Linked DNA regions of Homo sapiens: all the other regions are linked to region 1. The links are chromatin loops, found by intact Hi-C in ENCODE. Cell type or tissue: endothelial cell of umbilical vein. All regions are shown on one strand. Each heading gives the region's core, and the rest is flanking DNA. Links, peaks and the distances in the headings are about the cores only.

Region 1 (8,230 bases), core at 2,227-7,226:
AATGTGTTTCCAGGAATTTCTCCATTTTCTCTAGGTTTTTCACTTTGCTAGCATATAATTCATAATAGTCTCTGATGATCTTTTGTACTTCTGGTGTCAGCTGCAATGTCTCCTTTTTCATTTCTGAGTTTGTTTATTTGGGACGTCTCTTCTTTTTTCGGTTAGTCAAGGTAGCGGTTTATCAATTTTGTTTATCTTTTCCAATGATCAACGTTTTGTATTGTATTTTTAGTCTCTATTTCATTTAGTTCTGCTCTGATCTTTATTATTTCTTTTCTTCTGCTAATTTTTGGTTTTCTTTGTTCTTGCTTTTTAGTTTTTTGAGGTGCATGGTTAGATTGTTCATTTGAAATCTTTCTGTTTTTCTGATTTAGGTGTTTATTGCTATAAACTCCCCTCTTAACATACTTTTGCTATGTCCCACAGGTTTTGGTATGTTGTGTTTCCATTTTCTTTGTTTCAAGAAATTAAAAAAATTTTTTATCTTGATTCTTTCATTGACCCAGTGGTCACTCAGGAGCATGTTGTTTAATTTCCATGTATTTGTATAGTTTTCAGAGTTCCTCTTGGCATTGATTTCTAGTTTTATTCCATTGTGATCTAAGATACTTGATATGATTTTAGCTTTGGAAAGATTAGTTTTATAGCCTAACATATGGTAAATCCTGGAGAATTTTCTATGTGCAGATGAGAAAAATGTATATTCTACAGATGTTAGATAACATTTTCTGTACATGTCTGTTAGGTCCATTTGGTCTAAAGTCCCGTTTAAGTCTGATGTTTCTTTATTTTCTGTCTAGATGATCTCTTAAATGCTGAGATTGGGATGTTGAAGTACCCCACTATTATTGTATTAGAGCCTGTCTTTTTCTTTAGATCTAGTAATACTTGCTTTATGCATATCCTCTTGCTGGATTGATCCCTTTATCATTATATAATGACCTTGTCTTTCTGTGTCTTTTTTTTTTGTGTTTTTTTGTTTTTTTTAAGAAATGGGGTCTCAATATGTTTTCTAGGCTAGTCTTGAGCTCCTGGCCTCAAGTGATCCTCCCGCCTCTGCCTTCTGAGTAGCTGGGATTACAGGCAGGAGCCATCGTGCCCAGCTTCTTTGTCTTTTATTATTATTTTTGACTTAATGTCTGTTTTATCTGATATAAGTGTAGGTATTTCTGCTCACTTTTGGTTTCCGTTTGTGTGGAATATCTTTTTTCATTTATTTACTTTGAGTCTATATGTGTCTTCACAGGTAAAGTGCACTGATTGTAGGCAGCATATAGTTAGATCATTTTTAAATCAATTCAGAGAGTCTGTATCTTTTAAGTGGAGAATTTAATCCATTAATATTCAAGGTTATTATTGAGGTTTTGTTCCTTCATATTGTTAATTGTTTGCTGGTTTTCTATGGTGGTATCACTTGAATTTTTTGGCTTTTTCACTTGTGTATTGCTTTACCAGTTAGTTTTATATTTTTGTGTGTATACTTTGTGTGTGTGTGTGTTTTTTTTTTCCACTCCCTTGAGCATTTCTTGAAGAGCTAGTCTAGTGGTGATGAATTTCATCTGCTTTTGCTTGCTTAGAAAAGACTTTATTTCTTCTTTATTTATGAAGGATAATTTTGCTGGATATAGTATCCTTGGGTGGCAGTTTTTTTCTTTTGGCACTTTGAATATATAACCCCATTCTCTCCTAGCCTGTGAGGTTTTTGCTGAGAAGTCTCCTGTTGATGTAGGCTCCTTTGTAGGTGACTAGACATTTTCCTCTTGCTGCTTTAAGACTTTTCTCCTTGTCATTGACTTTATGCAGCTTGAATACAATGTGTCATGGAGAAGACCTTTCGCATTGGATCACTGGTCTTCCTGTACCTGGATGTCTAAATCTCTTGGTAGACTTGGGAAAATTTCATCTAGTATTTCATTAAATAGGTTTTTGAGCATTTTTGTTCTCTGTTTCCCTTTGAGGATACTGATAATTTATATATTTGATTGCTTTATGGTTTCCCATATATCATGACGACTTTGTTCATTCTTTTTTATTCTTTATTCAATTTTTTTTTTGGTCTGCCTGGGTTATTTCTTTTTTTTTTTTCTTTTTTTTGAGACGGAGTCTCGCTCTGTTGCCCAGGTTGGAGTGCAGTGGTGCGATCTCAGCTCACTGCAAGCTCCGCCGCCTGCATTCATGCCATTCTCCTGCCTCAGCCTCCCAAGTAGCTGGGACTACAGGAGCCTGCCACCACGCCTGGCTAATTTTTTTGTATTTTTATTAGAGACAGGGTTTCACCGTGTTAGCCAGGATGGTCTCAATCGCCTGACCTCGTGATCCGCCTGCCTTGGCCTCCCAAAGTGCTGGGATTACAGGCGTGAGCCACCGCGTCCTGCCTGGCTGGGTTATTTCAAAAGGCCCATCTTCAGGTTCTGAGACTCTTTCTTTTGCTTGGTTTAGTCTATTGTTGATGCTTTTGAGTGTACTTTGTATTTTTTCAAGGACTTCTTCAGTTCCAAAATTTTGGTTTGTTTCTTTTTTATTCTATCACTGTGGTAAACTGCTCCTTTATTTCCTGAATTGTTTTTCTGATTTCTTTGTATTGTTTTTTGAAATTCTCTTGTATCTCATTGGGCTTCTTTAGTATCATAATTTTGAATTCTTTTTCTGGGATTTCTTTTTTTTTTTTTTTTTTTGAGACAGAGTTTTGCTCTTGTTGCCCAGGCTGGAGGGCAATGGCACAACCTCAGCTCACTGCAACCTCTGCCTCCCGGGTTCAAGCAATTCTCCTGCCTCAGCCTCCTGAGTAGCTGGGATTACAGGTGCCCACCACCACGCCTGGCTAATTTTTTGTATTTTTAGTAGAGATGGGTTTCACCATGTTGGCCAGGCTGGTCTCGACCTCTTGACCTCAGGTGATCCATCTGCCTTGGCCTCCCAAAGTGCTGGGATTATAGGCGTGAATCACAGTGCCCGGCCCAGCATTTCTTGAATTTCTTTTTATTGGGATGTGTTGCTGGAGAATTATTATGTTCCTTTGGAGGTGTCATAGTTCTTTGCTTTTTCATGTTTTCTATATCCTTGTGTTGACATCTGCACACCTGGTATAATAGTTGCTTCTTCAAATTTTTTATTTTTTTATTTTTAACTTTTCTTCAACTTTTGTTTTAGATTCTAGGGGTACATGTTCAGGTTTGTTACAAAGTTATATTATGTGATGCTGGAGTTTGGAGTACAATTGAACATGTCACCCAGGAAGTGAGCACAGTATTCAATAAGTAGTTTTCAATCTTTGTCTTCCTCCCTCCCTCCTACCTCATGTATTTTCCAGCATCTGTTGTTCCCATCTTTATGTCCATGTGTACCCAATGTTTAGCTCCTGCTTTTGGATTTTCTTTCATAGGAGATGTATCAATGGTGCTAGTTGGGTGGGCTCTTTGGCTTTGATTCTGGGTGCATTCAGTTGTGTAGTCTCTGTATTATTTCTTTAGCTATAAACAATATCTGTGTTATCTGTGATTTCCTCCATGGTTTATGGTGTGGTTATTAGTGGAGCTTATAGTGAAGTTTGGTGGGACAGGGATGCTAGGCAGGCCACTTTTTGGGCCCTATTGGTGGTAGCGGTGGGCTGATCATACTTGTTCTTAGGCCCCAGCACAGTGTGCAGTGGCACTAGTTTTAGTGGGACCAAGAGGTTCAATTCTTGGCTCCCCAGGTGGCTTGCTCAGATGCTGAGGTGGTGGTGGCAGAGGTGGGGTGGGCAGGTGAGCAAGTTCTCATGTCCCTGGGAATTTGGTATGGTGTGGGTAGTGGCAGCAGCAGTGAGGAGAAGACCCTCTGGGTCCCAAGCAGTATGTGCTAATGTTGATGGTGGCTGTGATGCAGGGTCACTATCCACAGCCCCAGACACACAGCTCTTAGACTTGTCCACTCTTGGCAGCAACAGTACTGTACTGCTATGCCAAGGAGGGGAGGGGCCCCATGTTCACGTATGAGTCTAAGCATGGAGGCCACACCACCAGTGGGGGCACAGTTACTACTTACAGCCCCAGACAGGCAGCTCCTCCGGCTTGTCCACCCTGGCCCCTGGCAATAGCAGCAGTGGCAGCGGCTGTAGTGGTGTGCAGAGGAGGAGAGAGGCTCCTGTTGTATATGTGTAAACCTGAGCACAGAGACCACTCCATTGGTGCAGGCAGGGTCACTGCTTCCAGCTCCAGACAGCTATTATGCTTACCCATCTGGGTTCCTAGTGACAGCTACTGCTATGGCAATATGCAGAGAAGGGGAGGAGATCTTTCCACTTGTGAGCTTGAGCACAGAATTTGTGCTGCCTTTCCGGTAGAATGCACCTTTGGTACACTGTAACTTTTTGGTACACTGCACCATTCCCTGAGGAGTAGTGTTTTCCATGGGCTAGAATACTGGGGACCCTGGAGCACCTTTGGGTCCAGCCAGTGCTATGCTGCTGTAGCCATTTGAGTCAACACTGGGGTTGTTAGTGGGAGATCCCAGAATGTGGAGATATGGGGCCTCTGATTTCCAGGTCAGGATGCAGTCCTATGACAGCTGTGCTCTCACAGTAGTGCTCTGCAGTAGCAGCTTAGGCCTTGGGGGTGTGACTGACCCAGCATGAGTTCCTTGTCTGGTGCAATGCCCTTGTGGGTCTCCAGATCACCACCCTTGCTAGTATCAGGGTTTGTGTGGGTAGAGGAGCTCTCCCATGGTTTGGATTGCTGCAGTCCACAGTGGGGACATGGATTGTTAAGGTTCTCTCACTTACCCTTCCCTATGATAATGAGTCCCTTGGGGCTCATAGCTGATCTTGGCTGAGTTGGTCACTTGCTTCCTTCTCCTTCTTTGCCTCAGGTGTTTCCTGTGACTAGATCCTGTTGGACACTAGTGTTCTCTTCTAGATGTTCTATTATAGGTGTGATTATTTTGGTTATATATTAGTAATTTTGGTTCTTTCTGGAGAGGGTGAGTGTCCAATCTCTCTAGTTAGCCACCTTGAATACATCTCTGCTGAGGAGTTCAGGAAGAGCAGAAGCTACCTCTATGCTCCTGCTGAGTCAGGCAATGCCTATACCTTTAATTCTACCAGAATTGAAGTAACAAATTTGTCTACTTTAGGGCAATAAATAAAGTCAATATACACCTGACTACAAAGCTTCGTAGACTATCAACATCAGTTACTTCTGACAGCTTGGTTGTAGATGTGAAAGGAAATGGGTTCATTGTATCTGATGCTGCCGTTAGACCAAGCTGGCACCACAGAAGACCTGGAATTTGTTAATACTGCTTAACTTTCATGTTTCCTGGTACAATCAGGATGAAGGGAACTGTAACCACTAGGTGGCATCTTTTAATTAGAAAACTGTGAATACTCCATTGCTCACTAGGATCCTTGTGGCCTACTTAGCAAAGCAATTGCCTGTGAGAGCAGCTGGTGGCAGTCTTTAAGATGCAGATTTCAAATAGGAGAGAAAGGAAGAGATAAAGATAAAAAGAGAGGAAAGAAGTGGGAGGGCAAGAGAAGAGAAAAGGAGAAAGTAAACAGGCGTACTGTGAAGGAAGTAGTAAAATGCCATCAGTAATTAGCTCAGGAAAGTGGTATTTATGGCATTTGTTGCTTACCATTGTTTCATTTCTTTATTTATTTGACACGTATTTAATGGGAATTAGGAATTCTGGCTGAGGATACGAGATGCTGTTTCTACCCTCAGAGAGTTGATAGCTAAAGGGAGTTTAAAATATCTCAACTTAAAATCTTGACCCCCTTCCTGTAGAGTATGTTAAATAATACATGAAATAATACCTTTTATTTTTAGTTTTATTTGTTTCGTATTCTCTATTTCATTCCCCTATCAGAGAAAAGAGTTTCTGGAGTACTCTAGTTGACATACTTTGAAAATTAGCCCCTTGAGGGCAGGGAGTGTATATTATTGAGGAATCTGGAGCATGTTGTTCCATCCCTGACTCTTATTGATGGGGGGGAATGTCCATACGTTGAACGAATGGTAGGATCAGATGAGAAACCTCAGCAAGGTGTCTCCTGGTTATAGTCTACAGCCTTCCTGGCTCTTTGTAGAATTTAGGCTTCTGACTTTGAATGCTTTCCTGACAGCACCATACTCTCCTCTGCTATATAGCACACTATCATATTGCCTGTTTACGAGGCATTTGTGTTTCTCCACAGTGATGAATTCTTTTATGGTAGGGTCTGTTTCTAATTTAATTTATTTATGTAGTTTCAGTGTTTAGCAGGTGGTGAGTGCTCAATAAATTTTGGTTAAATGAATGAATAAATCTGACTAATTATAGTGTACTTGGTATAAGATAAATTTGTATAGGAATCCTTTTGGAGAGAGTTAATTTTTGGATATGCCAGAAAGACCATCCTTTAAGATTTTTTTTACATATGTGAGGATGATTAGGCAATTACTTTGAGTGTAAGATATGGTGCACTTTCAAAGATAACCAGAAGATATACCAGTTGTATGCTAGAGATGGATTTGTAGTGCCAATTCTACAAATACAACTCTTAAAAAAGTTTTTTTTTCAGAGACAGTCTTGCTCTCTTGCCCAAATGGGAGTTCAATGGCTCGATTATAGCTCACTGCAGCTTTCACCTCCTGGGGTTGGGTGATTTTCCTGCCTCAGCATCCCATGTAGCTAGGACTACAGGCACATACCATCAGGCCATGCTGATTTTAAAATTTTTTTGTAGAGATGGGGATCTTGCTGTGTTGCCCAGGCTAGTTATAAATCCCTGGCCTCAAGGGATCCTCCTGCTTTGGCCTCCCAAAGTGTTGGGATTAGAAGTGTGAGCCACTGCCCCTGGCCAACTCTTTTAAATTTTAAAGTGGATTCTGTTGCGTTGTCTTAGATAAGTAGCCCAGCTGCAGTCTTCTTGTTTCTTTTTTCTAAAATAATAGGCACTGATGACATCTATTATTTGCTCCTTCAGGATCTAGGGCCTGCCGAGGACTTCATCTTATAAAGATGAGTATGAGAACTGAGACAAGGTCAAGTAGAGTAGTAAAAGGTGGGCAGAGAGGGATTTCACTATGGCGGAATTCTATTATACCAGAGGATAATGTCAGTAGGCCAACGTCTGTTTGTTGAATGCCAGAACTTTCATATTCAAGAATATATATTAGAAAATAGATGTCATTTTATTAATAGACCTTTTTAGAAAGGTCTATCTTATAAAGGACACATTATAAAAAGCCTTCAAAAAACAAAAATTTTAACAGCTTTTTGAGATATAATTTACATACCATACAATTCACCCTTTTAAGGTACACAATATAGGGTTCTTTTTTTAGCATATTGACAGATTGTGCAACGATCACCACAGTCTAATTCCAAAACATTTCACCACCCCAAGAAGAAACCCTGTACCCAGTAGCAGCCACTCTCTCACTCTGCATTTCCACCTTCCCCAAGCCCTTGGAAATCTCTATTTGCTATCTCTATAGATTTGCCTGTTATGGACATTTCATGAAAGTGGAGTCATATAATGTGTGTTCTTTTGTGACTGGCTTCTTTCATATAGCATAAAGTTTTCAAAATTAGTGTTGCAGCATGTTATCAGTATTCTTCATTCCTTTTCATTGCCAAATAATATACTGTTGTATAGATAGAACTCATTTTGTTTATCCATTTATCAGTTGATGGACATTTGGTTTATTTTCACATTTTGGGTATTATGAATAATGCAGTAATAAGCATCCATGTACAAGCTTTTGTTTGGACATATGTTTTTATTTCTCTTGGTTATATCCCCAGGAGTAGAATTGCTGGATCATATGGCAGCTCTGTGTTTAATAATTTGAGGAACTGTGAAGCCACTTTTCCAAAGTCCTACCAGCAGCGAGCTAGGGTTCCAGTTTCTCCACATCCTCACTAATACTTGTCATCTTTTTCTTAAAAATTACAATAATCCTTGTAGTGCTTGTGAAGTGGTTATGTCATTGTGGTTTTTGTTTGCATTTTCTAATGGCTGATGATGTTGAGAATTTTCAAGTGTTTATTGACCATTTGTATATCTCTTTTGGAGAAAGTCTATTTAAATCTCTTGCCCAGTTGTAATTGGGTTGTCTTTTTATTATTGTATTTTAAAGTGCTCATTTTATATGTTGGATACAAGACCCTTAATAGATATTTGATTTTCAAATATTTTCTCCCATTCTGTCCTTTTACTTTCTTGATGGTCTTACTTGTAGCAGAAATATGTTATATACACATA
Region 2 (8,230 bases), core at 1,816-6,815, 96 kb before region 1:
CCAGGTGCAGTGGCTCACACCTGTAATCCCAGCACTTTGGGAGGCCGAAGTGGTCAGGTCACTTGAGGGCAGGAGTTCGAGACCAGCCTGGCCAACATGGCAAAACCCCGTCTCTACTAAAAATACAAAAATTAGCCGGGTCTGGTGGCAGGCACCTGTAATCCCAGTTACTTGGGAGGCTGAGGCAGGAGAATTGCTTGAACCCAGGAAGTGGAGGTTGTAGTGAGCTGAGATCGCATCACTGCACTCCAGCCTGGGTGACAGAGTGAGACTCTGTCTTGAACAAAAAAAAGGAGAATTTCAGAATTGTATTATATTGGAAAAACTTCAGATATGTAGTGTTTCTCCCCTTGTTCACAGGGAATATGTTTCAAGACCCTCAGTGGATGTTTGAAAATTTGGATAGTACTAAACTCTATGTATACTATGTTTTTTGGATCTGATAACTGAGATGATAACTGAGATACTGACTAATGGGCAGGGAGTGTCTACAGTGTGTATACACTTGGCAAAGGGATGATTCACATCCAGGTGGGATGATGTGAGATTTCACCATGCTACTCAGACCTGTGTGCAATTTAAAACTTATGAATTATTTCTGGAATTATCCATTTAATATTTTCAGATCAATGTTGACCAGGGGTAACTGAAACATGGGAAGTGAAACCGTGGATAAGGGGGACTGTTGTACTGTGTACCTGGGTTTAGATATAGTTGCTAGTACCAAAAGTTTTTATCCCCACTACTATTACCTTCTTCTAGCTACCATTATTTTTCTTTGGAATGACTGTAACGTCTTCCTGACAGATCTCCCAGCTTCAAGCTGTTCTTCACAAACTAATCTGAGTATGTCTTTGAAATTATAATTTGTTGTATTAGTTTCCTGTGGCAGTTCTAATACAAATCACACCCTGGGTGGCTTCAGACAACAGAAATTTATTCTCTTACAGTTTTGGAGTTCAGAGGTTCAAAATTAAGGTGTAGGCAGAGCTGCATTCTCTCCAGAGGTTCTAGGGGATTATCCGTTCCTTGCCTCTTTCAGCTTTTGGTGGCCATTAACATTCCTTGGCTTGTGGCTGCTTCTCTCTCTATACCATCTTCACATAACCTTTTCCTGTGTGTATTGAATTCCCTCTGCCTCTCTTATTAGTGTGGGTATTTAGGGTCCATCTGGATAATCCATGATTATCCCTTCATCTCAAGAGCTTTAACTTAATCACATCTGCAAACACCCATTTTGCAAATAAGGTAATATTCACAGACAGGTTCTGGAGATTTGATTTGGATATCCAGGGGTGGGGGTGGGGGGTCATTTCTCAGCCTACCACACCTTCCTTCACACTGTTCTTCACAAACGAACCCAAGTTTGAAATAACTTGTTCATGTCACTCCTTTTTGCATCTTCAACAGAGCTGTTTATGGTTAGGCCCCTGCTTACTTCTCTAGCCTCATTGCTTGCTGTGCTACACCCACACTCCATCTTTCAACCATTCTAAATGAACTGTATATTTACAGTTTGTGTTAGTCCCTGTTTCCTCTCTTGCTTCTTGACCTTTCTTTGTACATTCTGTCCTCTTTGGCAGGAATAGTCAAATTTCCTTTGCTTACCTAACAGCTCTTTCAGATTTTAGCACGGGCATCCAGCAATTCCATTAAGTTTCCAAAATCTGTATCAGTTATACTTTCCCTATTACAATATCTCTTATTAATTGTGTTGTAATTGCCTGGTTTCTAGTCCTAATTTCATAGTCCCTGGTTGACTTCATAAGACTGTGAGGGCAACGTCTCTCTCTTTCTGTTATGTCATATCCCCATAATCTAGCACAGTCCCTGGCACAGAGTAAATATTTGTTGAACAAATAAATAATAGAAGGGAAAAGGATGGATTAGGGTTAAAATTGCTAAAATTTAGAGAATTAAAGTTGGTTTATGTTTTTGAATATATATAGAGGTTGAAAAAAAACTTAATCATTTTCTTGTTTAGGCTTATGGGATAAAAGCACAAAGGTCTGCTGATTTCTCACCAGCATTCTTATCTACTACCCTTTCTGCTTTGGACGAAGCCCTGCATGGTGGTGTGGCTTGTGGATCCCTCACAGAGGTAAAGGAAAAATTTTTCGTACCTTCTTCCATTGACCTATAACCTTCAGAGCTAGGGAAAAAGTTTAGTTAAAAAACATAAATTATTTCTGGAACGGTAATCTGAATTAAATTATAAGTACTTCAAGGATATGGTTCTCCACTCAGTACTTAGTGTGGTTGTTCTGCAAACAGAGGTGTTAAAAACAAAATCCTTGCTGACTGATTAAAATCTACTTAGGTTGCTGTTTCATTGAGTTAACTTAGAAAGTGATAAATATTGCTGGGTGTGTTTATATATGTGTTATATATATAATGCATACATATATGTTATATATACATACATGCATACATACATTTATATGTACACACGTCACATATATGTAATATATACACATATGTCATATATGTAATATGTATGCACATAAATAACATTATATATTTTATATATATGATTATATCATGCCTGTAATCCCAGCACTTTGAGCAACAAGGCAAGACCCTGTCTTTACCAAAAAAAAAATAAAAAAAACCCAGAAACCATTTAGCCATATGTGGTGGTGCATGCTTATGGTCCTAGCTACTCAGGAGGCTGACCTTGAGCCAGGGAGGTCAAGGCTAGAGTGAGCCATGGTCACACCACTGCATTCCAGCCTGGGTGACAGAGCAAGACCCTGTCTCAAAAAAAAGAAAGTGGTAAATATTATGAAATAATATTATGAAACAATTGGGGGAATTAAAAAAGGATCACTCCTTATAAATTAGGAAGGACAATTTGAAATTTTATTAACATATGGAAAAATTATAGTATTAAACTAAAGTGAGCTGTTTTTACTTTCTGTTATAGATAAAATTTCTTTTAGGAAGTGATAGGTTATTGGATTAGTTAATACTGTTGGATAACAAATTATCCCAAAACTAAGTGGCTTAAAACAATAAACTTTGGTTATTTCTTAGTTTCTTTGTGAGTGGCTTAGCTCAGCATTGTTGGTGAGGGATGCAGTCATCTGAAGCTTGGTAGGGGCTGTAGGATCTGTTTCTGAGGGGCCCACTTACATGACTGGCAAATGGGTGCTGGTGGTTGGCAGGAGGCCACAGTGCCTCACCAGGTAGGCTCTCCACAGGCTTCTTGAGTCTTATGACATGATGGCTGACTTCCCCCAGGTGAGTGGTCTTGAAGAAGGCAAGATGGAAGTGGTGATATCTTTGGCAACCTAGCTTTGGAAGTTACACACCACTACTTCTGCCACTTTTCGTCATTAGAAGTGAGTCATTAAGTCAAGCCTACATTTAAGGAAAGGGAAATTAGCCTCTTTTTTTTTTTTTTTTGAGACAGAGTCTTGCTCTGTTGCCCAGGCTGAAGTGCAGTGGCACAATCTTGGCTTACTGCAACCTCTGCCTCCCAGGTTCAAGTGAGTAGCTGGGATTGCAGGCATGTATCACCATGCCTGGCTAATTTTTTGTATTTTTACTAGAGATGGGGTTTCACCATGTTGTCCAGGCTGGTCTCAAACTCCTGGCCTCAGGTGATCCACCCACCTGGGCCTCCCAAAGTGCTGGGATTACAGGTGTGAGCCACTACACCTGGCCAACCTTTTGGAGGAAGAAGTGTCAGGAATTTGAGGACATTTTAAAACCACTGCAGTTATTTTCCTTGAAAACTGCTTACAATGTGGTGACTTCATAGACAATGTTTATCAATACACTCCTGAGGACTTCTTGCTTGAAAGTTCTAGGGGCATAAATACTTTCAGGAAACTTCTAAACAAGAACAGATTATTTTCTTACATTCTGATAGTCATAATTTAACTGTGGATTTTTTTTCCTTGGAGATAGGGACCCTGTTTTAGATACTATATTTTATTTCCTGTCTTCCAAGAGAGATTTAAAGATTTATATGAGCAACACCTAGCAGATGCCTATTAAATAGTTGGTAAATAAATGCGTGAATTAGTTATTAATAAAAATGCACACACACACATACACACACACACACGCACACACACACACATCCTCTTCTTTTGGAATATACTGCCACCAGGTGGTGCCAGAATCACATGATTTTACATAAACTTTTTGGGCTGAAGTTCCACTTGCTTAAACAAGGTTTATTACAGTGTGATCCACAGTCATAAACTTACTTATTTAAATAGCAAAAACATTGAACTTAAGGAAGATTAACTGGGAAATTCTTTTTACTTTTTAAGTTTTAGAATAATTTTTAATACTTTTTCACTTAGCTTTTATTAATTATTTTTTAAAATCCAAACAGAAGTTACAAGCCTTTTAGGTGTTTTGTTGTTATCTAATTGGCTGACTTGGAATAGGAATATAAATACTTTGACTCCTTAGTAGGGGCAAATTCTCTCCTTTCTGTTCTAGCTACAGGTAGCTTCTTCAATCTTTTTTGTTTTTTGTTTTTCAACTGAGTACAGGGAGTATATCAAATTATCCTCAAACAGAGTTTTTTTTGCTTTTATTACAATTTTTAATTGATACAATAATTGTATATATTTATGGGGTACAGTGTGATATTCTGATATGTGTGTGCAATGTATAATGATCAAATCAGGTAATTGGCATATCCATCACTTCAAGCATTTATCATTTTTTGTGTGTGTTCGGAACATCCAAAAGCCCCTCTTCTAGCTATTTGAAAATATATAATAAATTGTTGTAAATTATAGTTTACCTAAGGTGCTATAGAAAACTAAGACTTATTCCTCCTGTCTTGCTATAATTTTGTAACTGCTAACCAACCTTTGGCTGTCTCCCTCTAACCATCTCAGCCTCTAATAACCACTATTCTACTCTCCACTTCTATGAGATCAATTTTTTTAGCTTCTACATGTGAGTGAGAACATGCAAGGTTTGTCTTTCTGTGTCTGACATTTTACTCAACATAATGACCTTGAGTTCCATCCATGTTGTTAGAGATGACAGAATCTCATTCTTTTTTATGGCTGAAATAGTACTCCATTGCATGTATGTACCACATATTTATCCATTTGTCTGCTGATGGACACTTAGGTTGATTCCATCTCTTGGGTACTGTGAATAGTGCTGCAATAAAAATGGGAGCGTAGATTGACATACTGATTTCATACTGTGTATCATACATGCGCATGCACATACACACATGTGGAGGTAAGAGAGAGCTAGCAAAACGATAAAGTAAATTGGGCAAAATGTTAACGGTGGGTGGATGTGGGAAAAGAATGCATATATATATTCTGTATTGTTTTTATTTATTTTTAATTTATTTTTATTTTAAATTAAAAAAAAAGATACATGGTCTAGCTGTGTCACCTAGGCTGGAGTGCAGTGGCACAACCATAGCTCACTGCAGCTTCAAACTCCTGGGCTGAAATGATCCTCCTTCCTCAGCCTCCCAAGTAGCTAGGACTACAGGTGTGCACCACCATGCCTGGCTAATTTTTTAAAATGTTTTGTAGAGATGAGGGCTTGCTATGTTGCCCAGACTGGTCTTGAACTCCTGACCTCAAGTGATCCTTTCTGCCCTGGCCTCCCAACGTGTTGGGATTACAGGTGTGAGCTACTGCGCCTGGCCTTCTGTTTTTATTAATACCATTTTCCTGTAAGTTTAAAATTATTTCTAGATAAAAAAGTAAAAAAAAAAAAACCTGTGATGTTTGCTGTAAGTAGATATCCTTGATCAGAAATAAAGAACTTTCCTCCATTTCCTAGCTAAAATACTAATTTGGTGTTACATTTTATCAAAAACTTTTTTTTCTGCATTGATTGAAATGATTGTATTATTTTTCATCTTTGGTCTAATAGCATGGTGAGAAACATTTAATAGATTTTTCTGATGTTAAACTACTATTGCATTTTTGGGACAAGTTCAACTTGGTCATGATATATTATCTTTTTTTATAAACTGTTGGATTCAGTTTGCTAATATTTAAGATTTTTCAATATTTAGGATGGATATTCAGCTGTAATTTTCCTTTTAGTAGTGTCTTTGTCTGAATTAGTATTTATCTTATACTAGTTTGGTAGAATGGATTATGGAATATCTCTTTTTTTAATATTCTGCAATAGTTTGCCTATGATGGGAATTATTTGTTCCTTGAAGATTTGGTAGAACTTGTCTGAAAAATTGTCTGATCTTGATATTTTTCCTTCTGAGAAGATTTTTTAAAAATTCAATTCCTTTAATGATTATAGGACTACTCAGATTTTCTATTTCTTCTTGATTAGTTACAGTGAATGAGATTTTTAGGAATTTGTCCATTTTCTTTATGTTTTCAAATTTATTATAATAAAGTTATTCATTACAATCTTCCAGCTCTTAAATCTGGTTTTACATGTGGTTTTTGTCCCCCTTTCCATTTCTGATATTACTTACTTTGTTTTATTTCTCCCTCTCTTTTAAAAAAAATCTTGTCAGAAGTTTGAGTATGTATGTCATCATTTTAAAGAACTCTGCATTTTGTTGTTCTTTGTTGGTCTTCTCTATTATTTCTTCATCTTCTACCTCCTTTATTTCTGCCATTTTCTTATTATCTCCTTTTATTTAATTTTTTTGTGGGGTTATTCTTTGCTTCTAACTTCTTAAATTAGATATTTAATCTATTAATTTTCAGTTTTTCTTTTTACTCTGACCTTTTAAGACTGAATTTTTCTTGAAGCATTCTATTTTGAGATATAGTATTTCCATTTTCATTCTGTTCTAGAAGTATTTAAACATTCCCATCACAATTGCTTCTTTGACTCATGTATCATTTGGAATTTTAAAATATCTAAATTACTTAATTAAAAAAATTTATTTTAATTACATTATTAATCTAATTGCATTTTTGTCAGATAACTTTGCATGATATTGATTTTTTGAAGTTCCCTGAGACATCTTTTAAGGTTAAATATGTGATGAACTTTGATAAATGTTGCACGTGTGCTTGAAAAGAATGATTATTCTCTAATAATTGGGTGCCCTATTTTATTTTAGGTTCAGGGGGTATATGTACAGGTTTGTTACATTGGTATATTGCGTGATGCTGAGGTTTGGGGTACGATTTATACCATCTCTCAGCTACTGAACATAGTCCCCAATAAGTAGTTTTTTTAGCCTTTTTCCCTGCTCCCTTCTTCCTCCTTCTAATAATCTCCAGTGTTGATTGTTCCCATCTTTGTGTCCATGTATACCCAATGTTTAGCTCCCACTTATAAGTGAGAACATGCAGTCTTTGGTTTTCTGTTCCTGTGTTAATTCACTTAGGATAATGACCAAGAGCTGCATCCATGTTGCTGCAAAGGACATGATTTTGTTCTTTTTATGGCTGTGTAGTAGTCCATGGTATATATTTACCACATTTTCTTTATCTACTCTACCATGGATGGGCACTTAGGTTGATTCCATGTCTTTGCTATTGTGGATACTGTGGCAGTGAACATACGAGTGCATATGTCTTTTTGGTAGAGTGATTTATTTTCCTTTGGGTATATATCCAGCAATGAGATTGCTGGCTCAAATGGTAGCTCTGTTTTAAGTTCTTTGGGAGATCTCCAAACTCCTTTGCACAGTGATTGAACTAATTTATATTTCCACCTACAGTGTATAAGCATTCCATTTTCTCTGCACCCTTTCCAGCATCTATTATTTTTTGACTTTTTTTTTTTTTTTGGGACAGAGTCTCATTCTGTTGCCCAGCCCGGAGGGCAGTGGCACTTTTGGCTCACTGCAACCTCTGCCTCCCAGGTTCAAGTGATTCTCGTGCCTCAGCCTCCTGAGTAGCTGGGATTACAGGTGTGTGCTACCATGCCCAGCTAATTTTATTTTTTAGTAGAGATGGGGTTTCACCATGTTGGCCAGGCTGGTCTCAAACTCCTGGCCTCAAGTGATCCGCCCACCTCAGCCTCCCAAATTGCTGAGATTATAGGCATGAGCCACTGTGCCTGGCCATTTTGACTTCTTAATAATAGCCATTCTGGCTGGTGTGAGATGGTATCTCATTGTGGTTTTGATTTGCATTTCTCTAATGATTAGGGATGTTGAGCATTTTATATTTGATGGCCACATGTATGTCTTCTTTTGAGAAGTGTCTGTTCATGTCCTTTACCCACTTTTAATGGGGTCATTTTTTGCTTGTTGATTTGTTTAAGTTCCTTATAGAATCTGGATATTAGA
Region 3 (8,230 bases), core at 2,076-7,075, 910 kb after region 1:
CTCCCTTTTGGAATGACAATGTTTACCCAATGCCTGTACTGCCATTTTATCTTGGGGTAAATAACTTGATTTGATTGTACAGCCAAAGAGATGGAAGGAGATGAGACTCAGATGAGACAGGACTTTGGACTTGATGCTGGAATGAGTTAAGACTTTTGAAGACTAGTGGCAGGGAATGATTGTATTTTGCAATGTGAGAAGAACGTGATATTTAGGGGGCCGGGATGGAATAATATGGTTTGGATGTCTGTTTCCTCCAAATGTCATGTCAAAATGTAATCCCCAGTGTTGGAGGTGGGGCCTGGTGGGAGTCCCCACCACTGTGTGGGGGTGGATCCCTCATAAGTGGCTTAGTGCCGTCTCCTTGGTGATAAGTGAGTTCTCCCTCTGAGTTCCTATGAGATCTGGTTGTTTGAAAGTGTGTGACACCTCCACCCTCTCTCTCTTGCTCCACTTTCACCATGGAATATGCCTGCTCCCCCTTTACATTCCACCATGGTTGAAAGCATCCTGAGGCCTCACTAGAAGCTGAGCAGATGCCAGTGCCGTGCTTCCTGTACAGCCTGCAGAACAGTGAGCCAACTCAACCTCTTTCCTTTATAAATTGCCCAGGCTCAGGTATTTCTTTATAGCAATGCAATAATGGATGAACACACTAATTAGGGACATACAAATCAAAACTATAATGAGATACCACTCACATACATTAGGATGGTCACTATTAAAAAAACAAAACAAAACAAAAAAACAGAAAATAACAAGTGTTGCTGAAAATGTGGAGAAATTGGAACCTTTGTTCAACGTTGTTGGGAATGCAAAATGATGCATTTACTGTTTCTCAAAAAATTAAAAATAGAATTACTATATGATCCAGTAATTTCATTTCTGGGTATATACCCAAAAGAATTGAAAGAAGGGTCTCAGATATTTGTACACCATGTTTATAGCATTATTATTTGCAATAGCTAAAATGTGGAGGTAACCCAAATGTCCATCACTGGATGAATGGATAAGCATAATGTGGTATATACATGTAACAGAATATTATTTAGCCTTGGCCAGGCGCAGCAGCTCACGCCTGTAATTCCAGCACTTCGGGAGGCCAAGGCAGGTGGATCATTTGAGGTCAGGAGTTTGAGACCAGCCTGACCAACATGGAGAAACCCCACTTCTACTAAAAATACAAAGTTAGCCAGGCGTGGTGGCTCATGCCTGTAATCCCAGCTACTCGGGAGCTGAGGCAGGAGAATCTCTTGAATCTGGGAGGTAGAGGTTGCAGTGAGCCAAGATTGTGCCATTGCACTCCAGCCTGAGCAACAAGAGCAAAACTCCATCTCAAAAAAAAGAAAAGAAAAAAAACAGAATATTATTTAGCCTTGAAAATTAAAAAAAAAAAACCCTCTGACATGCCACAACATGAATGAGCCTTGAGGACATTTTGCTACCTGAAATAGGCCAGTCACAGAAGGACAAATAATGCGTGAGTCTGTGAAGTACCTAGAGTAGTCAAAACCATGGAAACAGAAAGTAGAATGTTGGTTTCCAGGGCCAGGACATGGAGGTATGGGGAATTATTGGTTAGTGAGTATAGAGTTTCAGTTTTACAAGATAAAAAGTGTTCTAGAGACAGATGGTGGTGATTGGTTGCACAACATTATGAATGCACTTAATACCACTAAACTGTGCACTTAAAAAATGATGAAGATGAGGCGGGCATGGTGGCCTCATCTTAACCTGTGATCCCAACAGTCTGAGAGGCTGAGGCAAGAGGATCAGTTGAGCTGGGAGTTCAAGACCAGCCTGGGCAACATAGGGAGACCCTGCCTCTACAAAAATAAAAATAAAGATAATTAGCCAGGTGTGGTGGTGCATACCTGTGTCCCAGCTGCTCAGCTACTTGGGAGGCTGGGCAGGAGGACTGCTTGAGCCCTAGAGGTCAAGGCTGCAGTGAGCCATGATCGTACCACTGCACTCCAGCCTGGGCAACAGAGTGTGATCCTGTTTCAAAAAAAAAAAAAAAGAAAAAAAAGAAAATGGTTAAGTTGGTACGTTTTATGTTATGTGTATATTACTGCAATTTTTTAAATGGAAAAAATAAGATCATCAGCATCATTAGTCATCAGGGAAATAAAACCACAATGAAATATCCTGTACACCCACAGGAATGGCTAAAATTAAAATACCTGACAAAACTGGAACTTTCACACATTGTTGGTGTTACAGACTGATTGTTTGTGTCCCTCCAAAATTCTTATCTTGAAACCTCCCGTGTGACAGTATTTGGTGATAGGACCATTAAAGTTAAGATTAAGGTTAAATAAAGTAATAAAGGCTGGGCCCTGATTCAATAGGATTAATGTCCTTATAAGAAAAGACACTAAAGAGCACCCTCTCTCTCTCTCTCTTTCTCTCTCTGTCTCCACTCACACACTTAAAAAAAAGGTCATGTAAGCACACGGCAAGATGGCAGGGGCCTTCTTGGCTAGAAGAAAGCCCTCACTCTGGCACCCTGACCTCGGGCTTCCTGCCTCCAGAACTGTGAGAAAATAAATGTCTGTTGTTTAAGCCATTCTGCCTATGGTATTTTGTTATGGCAGCTTGAGCTGATTAATACAGTTGGTAAAAGCATAAAACGGTACAGCCACTCTGGAATAGGGCTAGTGGTTTCTTATAAAACTAAACATAACCTACCCTATGACCTAGCACTCCCACTTCTAGGTATTTATCCAAGAGAAATATAAATGTATGTTCACAAAAAGACATACAGAAATTTTCCTAGCAGCCTAATTACAATAACCAAAAATCAGAAACAGCATAGTGGATAAACAAACTGTGACATACCTATACAACGGAAGAGCACACAGCAATAAAAAGGGACAGATGACTGATACAGTGACACAGATGTGTCTAAAAACATTATGCTGCATAAATGAAGGGTTACACAGCAGTACCTATCATACAGTTCCATGGGTACGGAATTCTAAAACTGGCAAAGTAATTTATATTGCAGAAAATAAGTCAAAACAACTGCTGCCTCTAGGGACTGGAGCAGGGATCGATTAGGAAGAGGTATGAGGGAACTTTCTGGGTGGCTGGTCAGGTTTTATGTCTTGACTGGAGTCCAAGTTTACATTGGTAGATGCACTTGTTAAAACTTAGAGGTACAGTTCATGTATATATTTCATTGTATATAGGTTTTACCTCAAAGGGAAAAATTATAACAAATATTGAATCCTGGGCAGTAACTTGCACGTGGAACTATTTCAGGGACATGTACTGATTGGTCCCCATCCCTCTGTAGCCTTCTCTCTGCTGCTCCCACTGTGGCACCAGCATCGTTCACTCCCATGAGTTATGGCTGATAGCTGTGCTTCTCAAACTCCCCCAAGCAAACAAATCACCTGAACAGCTTGAAAAGTTGCAGATTCTGGGTGAGTAGACCTGGGCTGGGGTCCAAGATTCTGCACTTCTAACAAGCACCCAGGAGCAGCTGCTGCTGGTGAGTCTTTGGACCACACTTTGAGTAGTGAGGACTTAGAATCTCACCCTCCTACCTCTTCACCTTTGTTCCCACGAGTTCTTTCTTTTCCAGCTTGAATTGCTTTTCCCATCCCGCGCATTTGTCTTGGCTGTGCCTATCCATATCCCACCTTTTCTAATCCCTCCTTTTCCAGCAGATGACAACTGATATTAATGATCATGATGAATGACAACAACAACAATCACTTGTGAGACCTTACTAGCTGCCAGGGACTATGCTGCATGCTTCAAAAGGATTATTGTGTTTAATCCTCTTAACAGCCCTATGAGGTCAATACTAATATTGCTCCCAGTTTACAGATGAAGAAACTGAGGTATAGGGAGGTTAAGTATTTGCCCAAGGTCATATAGGCTCAGCCATCTGGATGCTTCCCTTGGCTCCAGTTGCTGACAACCTTATGGTAACAGTCTTTGTGTGTGTGTGTGTGTGTGTGTGTGTGTGTGTGTGTGTGCACTTGTACACTGGCACATTTTCACTTTCCACCAAGATTACACTGTCCCTGAGGGTAGAGACAAAATAATTCTCTTTCTCTCTTCCCTTTGTCTTTATCTCCCTGCCTCTTTCTCTCTATCTCTCTCCCTCTCTTCCCAACTACAGCCTTTGCCAAAGCAAGGCCTCTTCTTCAAAATAGGACACACCCCTCCCAGCCTCATCTGTGACCAGGGCACAGGGTGCCACTCTCCCCTCCCACAGGCTCAGGCTGGGCATCCCCCAGCTCGAAGCTCCCTGCTCTTGCCCTGTGACCCCCAGTAGCCACTCTCTTCCCTTGCCCTGGTTCAGCTGATCCCTATTCCCCGATGGCTCCTTCCAGTCTAGTCTCCCCATCCCAGGGAGTCTGGAGTCTGGGCAGTGGCCTGGACCCCTTGAGAAAGTTGCCCTACTCCCTCCCCAAACACACCTCAACAACCCCCTTAGATCCTGGTCACTGCTATTTCCTGCCCACCCCCCTCCGCCCCCCGTCCTGCAGGCTCTGTGAGGGCAGGGACCAGGCCTGTCTTGTCACAGCTGTGTCACCAGTGCCTGGCATTTAGTCACAGTAGGTGGGTGAAGGAGGGGCTCTCCCAGCCTGGCCTGGGCTGGGCAGAGCATCTTCAGCCCACCCAAGTAATCTTGCACCCATTCGGTCTCTGTTACCCTCCCGCCTAAGCCCAGAAGCCCACAGGCCCGGGACTTGCTGTCCTCAGACCTAGGATACTTCCCACTCCAAGCCCCAAATCCTACCCTGCCGTTCCCAGCCCTTCTCCAGCACCCCTCCCTCTTCACAAAGGCTGCTTGGCGGTTTCTCTCCGCCCTCCCCAAGACTGCTCTTGGGAGGGTATGTTGCTTTCCCAGACAAGCTCAGCGATGCAATTTCTCCTCCTAAGAGGTTAGGCTAATTGCTCTTCCCAGAAGAAAATCCTCAGAGGTTTTCCTTGTGGTGGACTGGAAGGTTTGAAAATTATATGTTCAGGGCAACATCGGGTTACTATATTAAATCCAGTTTCACGGATCGCGGCCACGGGGAGCACAAGCGCCACCTGCTGGCCCACAGCGAGATTCCAAGAGAGGACGAGACCTGAGCACAACCAGCTCAAGACGCACAGTCCCCGGTCACCGTCAATCAAGTGTCCGGTCCTCCATTTCGCTTTGGTTTTTCTCATTGTTGGAGTTTTTTTTTTTATTGATACATCATAGTTATACATATTTTGGGGGTGTCTGTGATTTTTTAAATTTAATTTATTTCTTATTCTGTTTCTTCCCCCCACCCCTCTTCTTTTGGGACAGGATCCCCATCTGTGGCCCAAGCTGGTCTCAAACTCCCGGCCTCAAGCTATTCTCCCACCTCAGCCTCCCAAAGTACTGGGGTCACAGGCGTGATCCCCACGCCCAGCCTCAGGTGATATTTTTATTACATGTGTACAACATGTAAAGAGAAAATCAGACACCCATCACCCCAAACATTTATATCTACTTTGTGTCAGAAACATTATAAGTCTTCTAGCTATTTTGAAATATACAATACATTATTGTTAACTATAATTCCCCTGCAGTAGTATCAACTACTAGATCTTATTCCCTCTGTCTAGCTGTATGTTTGTACCCATTAGCCAACCTCTCTTCATCTTCCCCAGCCCCCTTCCCAGCCTCTGTTAACTATCATTCAACCCTCTAGCTCCATGAGATCCACTTTTGTTTTTAGCTTCCACATGACTGAAAATATGTGGCATTTGTCTTTCTGTGCCTGGCTTATTTCACATAACATGATGACCTCCATTCCACCCATGTTGCTGCAAATGACAGGATTTTATCATTTTTTATAGCTAAATAATATTCCATTGTGTATATACGTCACATTTTCTTTCTTTATTCATCCATTGATGGACACTTATGTTGATCTGTATCTTGGCCATCAGGAATAGTGCTGCAGTAAACAGGAGGGCAAATATCTCTTCAATATACTTATTCCCTTTCTTTTGGATATACGTGTGTGTGTGTGTGTGTGTGTGTGTGTGTGTGTGTGTATCCAGCAGGTTTTTCTCATTTTAAAAACTCCATAGAAATAGTGATGTCTAATGTACTAACTCTTACATATGTAAATTGTGTGGTTTCCAGGGATACAGAGACTTAACAAATAGCAGACATGGCTGGGCGCAGTGGTTTACGCCTGTAATCCCAGAACTTTAGGAAGCCGAGGCAGGTGGATCTACCTGAGATCAGGAGTTCGACACCAGCCTGGCCAACATGGTGAAACCCTGTCTCTACTAAAAATACAAAAATTACCTGGGCGTGGTGGCAGGCACCTGTAATCTCAGCAATTCAGGAGGCTGAGGCAGGAGAATCGCTTGAACCCAGGAGGCGGAGGTTGCAGTGAGCCGAGATCACGCCATTGCACTCCAGCCTGTGTGGCAAGGGCAAAACTCCGTCTAAAAAAAAAAAAAGACATATACTTTATAAACATTAGGAAAAAAATTTGTGTTTGTATACACACACATACATACATACAAATGCACAAAGATACCTCTACCACTTCTTCTCTTCTTATCATTATTATTCTTTTTTTTTTTTCTTTTAAGACAGTGTCAGGCCAGGCGCCGTGGCTCATGCCTGTAATCCCAGCACTTTGGGAGACCAAGGCGGGTGGATCACGAGATCAGGAGATCGAAACCATGGTGAAACCCTGTCTCTACTAAAAATACAAAAAAATTAGCCAGGCGCAGTGGCGGGCGCCTGTAGTCCCAGCTACTCGGGAGGCTGAGGCAGGAGAATGGTGTGAACCCAGGAGGTAGAGCTTGCAGTGAGCCCAGATCGCGCCACTGCACTCCAGCCTGGGTGACAGAGCGAGACTCCATCTCAAAAAAAAAAAAGACAGTGTCTTATTCTGTCACCCAGGCTGGAATGCAGTGGTACAATCTTGGTTCACTGGTGCCTTCACCTCCTTGGCTCAAGGAATTCTCCTGCCTCAGCCTCTTGAGTAGCTGGAACTACAGGTGTGTGCCATGACATCTGGCTAAGTTTTTAAAAAAATTTTTTTAGGGATGGGGGTCTCACTATGTCACCCAGGCTGGTCTTGAACTCTTGACCTCAAGCAGTCCTCCCACCTTAGCCTCCCAAAGTGGTGGTATTACAGGCATGAGCCACCATGCCTGGCCTCTCTGTCACTTCTTACATCAAATTTGGTTATGCAGTTTTTATCCTATTAGATTGTTTTAAAGTCCTAGTTGAACAAATGGTTTTTTTCAAACACTAATGTAGGAATGTTAATTAGAAGTAATTTTAAGTCTTTTAAATTATAAAAGCACATATTCATTAATGCAGCAATTCCTTCACTGGTAACGAACCCTACAGATACATTCATGTTCATGGGTGTAAAGATGTATGTACAGGGATTCCTCTGAAGCCCAGTTAATAGTAGCAAAAAAACTGGGACTCACCAGTAGGGCACTAGTTAGATAAAGGATGGTGCATCCATGTGATGGAAAACCAGCAAACCACTGAAAACGATGACAGAGATCCATACTCACTTATGCGGAACCATCTCCAAGAGGCAGTGTTGAGTGAGAAAGCACCATGGGAGTGTCTGGACTGTGGTGATGGTTGCACAACTGTATAAATTAACCTTGAAAATCACTGAACTGAATTGGGTATGGCAACTCACATCTGTAATCTCAGCACTTTGGGAGGCTGAGGCAGGCAGACTGCTTGAGCCCAGGAGTTCGAGACCAGCCTGGGAAACATAGTGAAACCCCATCTCTACAAAAATTACAAAAGTAGCCAGGCGTGGTGGTGCATGGCTGTAGTCCCAGGTACTAGGGAGGCTGAGGTGGGAGGATTGCTTGAACCCGGGAGGTCGAGGCTGCAGTGAGCTGAGGTCGTGCCACCGCATTTGAGCCTGGGCAACAGAGTTGAGACCTCATCTCACACACAAATCACTGAACTATACTCTTTAAATGAGGGGATTTTATAGTATGTGAATTATACATTAATAAAACGTTTTTAAAAGATCATAAAAAAGTATGTAACTTATTCTCTTCTATAAAACTAAATTAAAAATACACACATAGGTTGGTATATGCATGGTAACATTCTGGTGATTATTTCTTGGGGAGGGGAAAGGTTTATTACATACACTGTACAATATATATTTTTTTTACCGTAGCAGGTACACTTGTTCAATAATTTTTAATAGTTGCATTTATCCTTTCATAGAAT
Region 4 (8,230 bases), core at 1,467-6,466, 50 kb before region 1:
TTTAGTGTCTGACTTAATAGAAGACAGCCTGATTCTAATATCTGCTTCTGCATTCAGTCTGTTGCACTCTGTTGTTTTGGTTGAGATATGAAGATCTGGCCTTATACTGGTTATAGTTGGAAAGGGAGGAATATTTTAATAGTCTCTTCAGATAATTAAAGATATGCTTCTTTGATACTACACCAGGAATTGAGTAATAGTTGCTTAGAGGTTAGTTGTGATATAGAATCTGAAACCATATTATTGCATTTTTTCTACAGTTACATTAAAATCTATTCATCTGTCTTAGGCTCTTAATGGATATTTACCTATGCATGATTTTGTAATATTATGCATTTATCACTCAGAAAATATTGGTTCACTGTCTTATGGAGTTCTAAATGTTGACACATTTTATTACTCAATATAAAAAAATTTCATTAGTATCTCCACTGATCTGAACAAAAAGTATTTAAGTATTGGGATGCAGTCAAACTCATGGTAGCAGATGTAAGTTTTTTAGGAATCTGATTTTTCATTAAAAGCTTGAATTTTATCATTGGCAATAAATATTGCCACTTGTTTTTCTTGAAGTGTCGGGCTTACTTTGCTCATTTTGAGAAAACGTCTACCAAATACTTAAGTCAGAAAAACCATAACTTATCTATCAATCATTCTTTCAAGTAAAAATGGTCTCCCATGGAAAAAGTGACTTCTTAGTCTGAGAACCCAATTGTACAGATGTTTTTCCTTGAGACAATGGTTGTACTTCAGAATGTAGTAGAAGTGCTTCTATTTTGTCAAACAGAATATTAAAAATATGTCTGTGTTCTAATAAAACTCTATTGACAAAAACAGGCAATGGGCCATAGTGCACAGTTTGACAACCCCTGCTTTATTTAACTCCTTGAGCAAATGTAGAAGATTAATAATAGCCGTTTTGAGGTTTTTATCCATGAATGCCATCATATATATAATTTTTTAAATCTGTTTTTATTGACTGATTTTTCTCCTGGTAATGGATCTTTTCCTCTTCCTTTACTTGTCTGGTAATTTTTCAATTCGATGTTAAACATTGTAAATTTTACGTTGTTGGTGGGTGCTGGATTTTAACATATGTTTTTCAAGAGTGTTAGGTTTTGTTTTAAGGTACATTTTAGTATTAGTTTGATCCTTTTGCAGGTTGCTTTTCTATGTTGTTATGGAAAAATCCCAGGTACAGTCATGCTTCGCTTAACAATTGGGATATGTTCTGAGAAATGCATTGTTAGGCAATTTCATTGTTGTATGAACACCCTACAGTGTACTTACATGCACCTAGATGGTATAGCCTACTGCGCACCTAGACTATATGGTATAGCCTATTGCTTCTAGGCTATGAACCTGTACAGCATGTTACTGTATTGAATAGGCAATTACAACACAATGGTAAGTATTTGTGTATCTAAACAAAGGAAAGGTATTGTAAAAATATACTATATAAGCTTATGGGACCACTGTTGTATAAGTGATGCATCATTGACTGAAATGTCGTTATGCAGCACATGACTGTGGTTTTTTATTCTGAAACTTATTTAGCTTCACTACTAAGGTAAAATCCTTCTGAAAATTCTGCCCAATGCCCAGTGTATAATAAGGTCTCTTTATTCTTCACCTTGTGTAAACCCGAACTGTTCTCACCCTGTGTGGGCACTAGGAAGTGTTCAGTCTGATACTTTCTGGTGGTTCTTTCCTCAACCTCAAGTAGTTTCCCTTCACACATGTGCAGATTAGTTCTCAAGTGGCCCTCTCTGCAGATCTTTGCAGTGCTCACTCTGCACACCTGCTTCCTCTCTGGTACTCTGCCCCATAAGTTCTAGCCACCTTAGCTTTCCCAAACTCCGATCCCCATCTCCTCAACTCAGGTTGTCTACCAGGCTCTGTTTACTTTCCCTTTCTTGTGTTGCAGCCTGGAAACTGCCTCTGGAGCAAACTGAGGTGATTGTAAGCTCATTGTGTTTGTTTCCTTTCTCTCAAGGATTACAGTCTCAAGCTTTCTATTGTTCAGTACCTGAAAACTCTTATTTCATGTATTCTGTCTGATTTTCTACTTATTATTTTAGTGCAATTCATGTACCAGTTAATCCTTTGTGGGCTAAAGTGGAAATCCCTTCTTTCATTCTCTCTTGAGTTCACTCTATCCAGGCTTAAGTTTCCAGCTCTATAATGCAACTGATTTAAAAAATTTTATCCAACCCAATAGCAGCATTCGAAAGAGTTGATCACTCACTTTTTCTTGAAAAGCTCTCTTCCCTTGACTTTTTATTTTTTTAGACAGGTTCTCACCTAACTCTGTCACCCAGGCTGGAGTACAGTGGTGCTATCATGGTTCACTGCAGCTTTGACCCCTCAGACTCAAGCAATCCTCTCACCTCAGCCTCTCGAGTAGCTGGGACCACAGGCATATGCCACCATGCCCAGCTAATTTTTTAATTTTTAGTACAGATAAGGTTTTGGTATGTTGCCCTGGTTGGTCTTAAACTTCTGGGCTCAAGAGATCCTCCTGCCTTGGCCTCCTAAAGTGTTGGGATTATAGGCATGAGCCACCATGCCCAGCCCACTTGGCTTCTTGGAACTATTCTCTCTTCTTTTACACCTACCTTCTTGGTCACCTCCTCCTCTCAGTCCCTTTTGCTGGATCCTCCTCATCATTTTAACTTCTAGGCTTTGGGGAATCCCAGAACTCAGTCCTAGGACCTTTTCTCTTCTATATCTGTACTCAATCCCTAATATCATCTGGTCTTATGATCTTTAAAATCTTTTATAGGCTGTAACTCCTATTGATATCTGAATTCTGAGCTTTCCCATGAACTTCAGATTCATATTCATTTGCGTAATGACATGGAACTTGGATAGGTTTACATACATGGATTTCCTGATATGTCCAAAACTGCATTTTTGTTTCCCCCATGAAGGAAATAAAACATGCAAATAACACCAATAACCAAAACCTTTATGTGAATCTTGTCTTTTCTGCTTCAATAAAGTTGTGATTCCATTCTTCTAGACACTCACCCAATTAGTCAAGAAATTCTTTCTTTTTTTTTTTGAGACGGAGCCTCACTCTGTTGCCTAGGCTGAGTGCAGTGGCGTGATCTTGGCTCACTGCAACCTCCATCTCCCAGATTCAAGCGATTCTCTTGCTTCAGCCTCCCGAGTAGCTGGGATTACAGGCGCCCGTCACCACACCTGGCTAATTTTTGTATTTTTAGTAGAGACGGGGTTTTGCCATGTTGGCCAGGCTGGTCTTGAACTCCTGACCTCAGGTGATCCGCCTGCCTTGGCCTCCCAGGGTGCTGGGATTGCAGGCGTGAGCCACCGTGCCCGGCCAAGAAATTCTTTCAGCTCCTCTTTTGAACTATATCTTGAGTCTAGTTACTTCTCATCACTTGACCTGTTACTTCCCTGGGTGAGGTCACTACCAGCTCTTAACTGGTCACTACCAGCTCTTATCTGTGCTAGCTGATCTCCTTGCTTTCATTCTTGCCCAAGCCTCTTCTCCATTGGGCAGTTAGAGCAGTCCTTTTAAAAAAAGAAGTCAGATCATGTTGTTCCTGCTTCTAGGCTTCCTATTTTGCTAAATAAAAGCTAAAAAAAAAAAATACCACTTTAGCAAAAAAAAAAAAAACAAAAACCACAGACCTAAAGGTCTTATGTGATCTTGGCCTTGGCTAGCTCTTTGTTTTCTTTTATTCTCCCTCTTACTCTCTGTGTTCCAGATACTTTAGTCTCTTTGTTGTTTCTCAGACACACCAGGCATCTTTCCACATGTAAGCTTTTGCACTTGTTATAATTCTCTATTCTTGTGTGCTGTTTCACTGGGTATCCACATGGTTCATTTTCTTATCTCTTTTAAGCTTTTGCTCAAATGTCACCTTATTAATAAGGCTTTGTCAGTTCACCTGACATAAAATATAAAATAGCGCTAGCCCCACCTGTCACATTCTATTCTCTCATCCTGCTTCATTTTCCTCTACAGCCTTATTACCTCATATATAATATATATTTATTTGTTTGTCTTCCTCAGTAGAATTTAAACCCTATGAGGTAAGGGCTTTTCTTTTTCTTTTGGTAGTGGTGGTTGTTCATTGCCATATTCTCAGCACCCAGAACAGTGCCTGGCATATAGTAGGTCCTCAATAAATATTTGTTGAATGAATGGATCTTAGTGCTCATTTTGAAAAGAATGCTTTTTATAAACAGATATCCACTAGATGGCATTATTTTCAAACTTTATGTAATTAATGTCTGGGAGCAAATGATAGGTTATTTTCTGTTTTTTGCCCTAAACAAAAAAGATCTTTGCAATGAAGATTGTCACAAGAAGTTACTAGGATGAATGTGAGGCATGTCGAATATTGCATTTATATTTGGTTTTTGATTTATATATTTTTAGATGTTTATTATAAAATAAAAAACATTTAGAGAAACAAAATTACAGCATATTGGTGTGTAAATGATCCATTTAATACAGTTATTTAGCATGGTAACTGTGAACAAAGGTTGTTCATGTCTATCCATTGACCACCATTCCTTTTGTGAGGCCTTCAGCAATGGCAAAGCAGCAGTAAGTTCCAGAGCCTTTCATTACTGAAGCCACTAGTGGAAATCCAGAAAATTGTCAGCTGTTCAGTTCTTGTTGCTAATGAGCTAGGTACTCTCAATCTGGTTCCTAATCAACTGGGCATTCAAATTTTGAAAAATTTCCATGTTTCTAGAAGATGTTGCCAGACCTATCCTGTTAAAAACTGGTAGGTTCTAAGTGCCAGAGATTTTTAGCTGACTTCTCTGACCAGCACTAAACTCAGCAAATAGTTTCCCTAATCAAAAATTTACACTTTTCCCCCAAACCCTCAGGATTTGGCTGCTCTGCCTGTGCCAATGCCATCTCATTTCTTGATTTCCTCCCTTACCTCATTTCCTTCTTCCATTTCAATCCCTGTGCCTCTCTTAAGCTCTTTTCCTGGATGGTTATTTGATCCATTTTATTCTCACTCTTCACACCTCTTTTGGTACTATTCCTTATTCATGAAGTATTTTTTCCTCTTCCTGTTCAACTTAGCTATGTATATTTTTCTTTTCAAATTGTTCAAAAATACACTTAAAAACAGTTGTTGAAGTTCTCTCTTCTCTTTTCCTGTTTTGGGCTTTTCTCTTTTATTTCTGATCATAGCAAATGTAAGGACTTGTTTTGGTTATGTTTTTAAAGTTCCCAGCTTCTTCTCAGAACTCTAACTATTTAGAAATGAAAACACTGTTCTTTTGTACTTTTGAGTCTCTAAATGGAAAACAAAATATAGGATGCTTTTTGAGTTTACAGCCTCTCCTCCCAGTTCCCCTGGGATGGCTAAGTACTAGGGCTGATAAAATGTCATTTCATTTAAAATGAAATGTGATGGTTAAACTCAAAACATTTAAAATGAAATGAGATGGTTAAACTCAAAGACTTATATTTTTAACATTTTTAACCATAAATATGAGAAATTTCTAGTAATGCTTTCCATATCTTATAATATGAATGATGGCATTTTAACTTGTCACTCTCTTGTGTTTGGCCTACTGCATGTATTAAACTGGCTTTGAGGCCAGAATTCAGTGTTTAGAAAATCATGTTTTGTTTACTAAGAAAGTATTGGAACATTAATTTATTTGGGCCATAATTTAAAGGAATTATTGCATAGCATTAATTTGCATGAATTGTTTCAATTGAGAAAGTGTATTTTTCTGGAATGAGACATGAAGACTTACTGATATCTATTATAATACAATATACCATATTTGTTCAAATATACTTATTTCATTCAAGAAAATGAAAGCATTCTTATTTAGTAAACATATCTTATAGCTGCTACTCTAAATATCACTTACAAAAAACATATTTAATCCCAGAAAGATAAATCTCAAGAGACATTGTTGTTTGCTCAAGATTAGATGAGATCCAACAGCCCTTGCTGGTTGCATGCTCTGACTGCTAACCTCTGTTAGTGCTTACAAAAGAGAGCTTAATTCTAAATCTGTATATTAAGCCATTTTGCTTATACCTGCTCTATTGATAAGGCTTAGGAGTTTCTCAAGTAAAATTAATTAGAGATTCAGCAATGTGGCTTTAAGTAGAATTGACTGTTTTCGTTTGTGCTATTTTTTTCACCCACAGACTGGTTGAAATAGCAGAATCCCGTTTTCCCAGATATTTTAACACTGAAGAAAAGTTACTTTTGACAAGTAGTAAAGTTCATCTTTATCGGGAACTCACCTGTGATGAAGTTCTACAAAGGTATGCTGCTTTAGATTTTGATTTTTTAGTAATGCGTTGAAGGTTTATGTTTTATCTTTTATGTTTCAGCTTCTAAGTGAAAAAAGTCTTTATAGGTTAGAATTATGTGGAGTAACTTTTTCAGTGTTCTTCTTTGTTATAGCCTTTTGGTTGAAGTCTTTCTTGAAAAACAAAAAAAATTAAATGAATAAAATGTTCTGTATTTAATTAATTAAGTGGTGTATTATTTATCTATTGTTTCATTAACAAATTGTCTCACAGTTTAGTAGCTTAAAACAGCAAATACATATTATTTCACATAGTTTCTGAGGGTTAAGTGTCTGGGAGTAGCTTAGCTGGGTGTTTCTGGCTCAATGTCGCTCAAGAGGTTATAGTCAAGCTGGTGGCCAGGGCTGCAGTTATCTTAAGGCTTGACTGGAGCTGGAGTACCTGCTTCCAAGCTCCCTAATATAGTTGTTGGAAGCCCTCTGTTTCTTGCTGGCAGTGGGCAAGAGACCTTTGTTCCTTACCGTCTGGGCCTCTCCATAAATCACAACATAGCAAGTTGCTTTCCTCAGAGTAAGTGACCTGAGAGACTGGGCAAGTGAAAGAGTACCCAAGATGGAAGCTGTAGTCTTTTATAACCCACACTCAGAAATAAGGTACCATGATCTTGTCATATGCTTGTGGTCATACAGATCAAGTCTGGCACACTGTGGGAGGGACCTATACAAGGATGCAAAATACCAAGAGGAGGGAGTAAGTGTGGGCCATTTTGCAGACTGGCTACCACAAGTAGTTTTACCCCAGAATTGGAGCGTTAACATTATCTTAGGAGAATCAAGGAATTCTGAAACTACACAGAAACAGTTTGCTCTGTTTCCAGAAAAGTATGATATGTCTACAAGTTAGGTTTACTGAATTCTTGCAAATCATTACTGTAACTTAGGAAAGAATAGTTTATTGTTTTTAAGTTGCTTAGCCTTTGCAATACCTTTATTTATTTATTTTATCTTAAATTTATTGACTATTTTATAAATTCTTCTTTTATAGGATTGAATCTTTGGAAGAAGAAATTATCTCAAAAGGAATTAAACTTGTGATTCTTGACTCTGTTGCTTCTGTGGTCAGAAAGGAGTTTGATGCACAACTTCAAGGCAATCTCAAAGAAAGAAACAAGTTCTTGGCAAGAGAGGCATCCTCCTTGAAGTATTTGGCTGAGGAGTTTTCAATCCCAGTAAGTTTTTCTTTTTTTCTCTTTTTTCTTTTCCTTTCTTTTGTTTCTTTTATATTACATTCACTGACTTATGGTATCAAATAATAAAATTAGAGGAAAATGTAAAACAGATGACTTTTTAAAGGTAGTACAGTCTAATTGCTATAGCAAACATCGCCATCATCTTAAATTAGCTCATCTGCTGAGATTATTTTATTATTTTAATAATTTGAGTCTGGAGTAGATTTAAACGATGTTTTTAAAAGTTCCTATAGTCCCTCCTTTTCTTCCTTCTCATTGTTTACTCTTTGTGTGTGCTTTGTATCACATTTCTCACACTGCAGTAAATATAAAGTAGTAAAACTTCATGAAATTGCCTAGATCTATTTCTATATAATTAAAAAAAATACTGCAGTTGTTGTTAGTTTTGTTTTAAGTATTTTAGGTTTAGATACTGTGTTATTGTGTTCAGCGCTGTTTTGTGTACAATAGGATTTGGTTTGCTTCAAATGGTCAGAGGTCAACCATTAAGAGATGTTGGAATGATAGTAATGAAAGTGTCAGTAAGAAAACCTTGAAAGATTATTTGTGGCATGGCTTTTTGTAGCGGGCATTGTGATCAGAAATCTGAAGATGACAGGCTATTACAAGGGCTTGTGATGTGTAACCTGCAAGACGTAAGTGTGTACTAAGTTACACTCCCATCTGCAGTGTGTCAGGGAGTTTTAGTCGTTGTTCCACAG

Evidence for each region. Peaks named below come from ENCODE experiments on the same cell type or tissue, not always from the same donor. Only the 100,000 strongest peaks of a DNase experiment are listed, where the experiment ranks them.
Region 2: a loop joins it to region 1, with 7 times the contacts of the local background. A loop is called at or near these places in 14 of 110 quality-filtered maps.
Region 3: a loop joins it to region 1, with 11 times the contacts of the local background. A loop is called at or near these places in 33 of 110 quality-filtered maps.
Region 4: it touches region 1 in a loop (2.3-fold over the local background); 3 of 110 quality-filtered maps call a loop at or near these places.

Annotation. Positions count from the first base shown.
Region 1 is chr14:67,928,845-67,937,074 of GRCh38, forward strand. All of the region lies in intron 7 of RAD51B (RAD51 paralog B), which reads left to right. Among named protein-coding and RNA genes, the nearest start is that of RAD51B, 110 kb to the left of the region's middle. RefSeq lists an enhancer at 1-575. In endothelial cell of umbilical vein, for the core only: a CTCF peak has its summit at 5,320 (motif pointing right); a DNase peak (open chromatin) is centred at 5,377; H3K27ac peaks cover 361 bases.
Region 2 is chr14:67,833,096-67,841,325 of GRCh38, forward strand. It overlaps RAD51B (RAD51 paralog B), which reads left to right. Exons shown (of 11, transcript NM_133510.4): 4 at 1,985-2,101. Among named protein-coding and RNA genes, the nearest start is that of RAD51B, 17 kb to the left of the region's middle. In endothelial cell of umbilical vein, for the core only: a CTCF peak has its summit at 4,120 (motif pointing right); a DNase peak (open chromatin) is centred at 4,126.
Region 3 is chr14:68,839,075-68,847,304 of GRCh38, forward strand. No RefSeq gene overlaps it. Among named protein-coding and RNA genes, the nearest start is that of ZFP36L1, 50 kb to the left of the region's middle. RefSeq lists an enhancer at 4,526-5,038. In endothelial cell of umbilical vein, for the core only: a CTCF peak has its summit at 5,054 (motif pointing left); DNase peaks (open chromatin) are centred at 2,517 and 5,037; H3K27ac peaks cover 789 bases.
Region 4 is chr14:67,879,697-67,887,926 of GRCh38, forward strand. It overlaps RAD51B (RAD51 paralog B), which reads left to right. Exons shown (of 11, transcript NM_133510.4): 6 at 6,173-6,292; 7 at 7,325-7,508. Among named protein-coding and RNA genes, the nearest start is that of RAD51B, 64 kb to the left of the region's middle. In endothelial cell of umbilical vein, for the core only: no CTCF peak of the experiment used is centred there; a DNase peak (open chromatin) is centred at 4,245.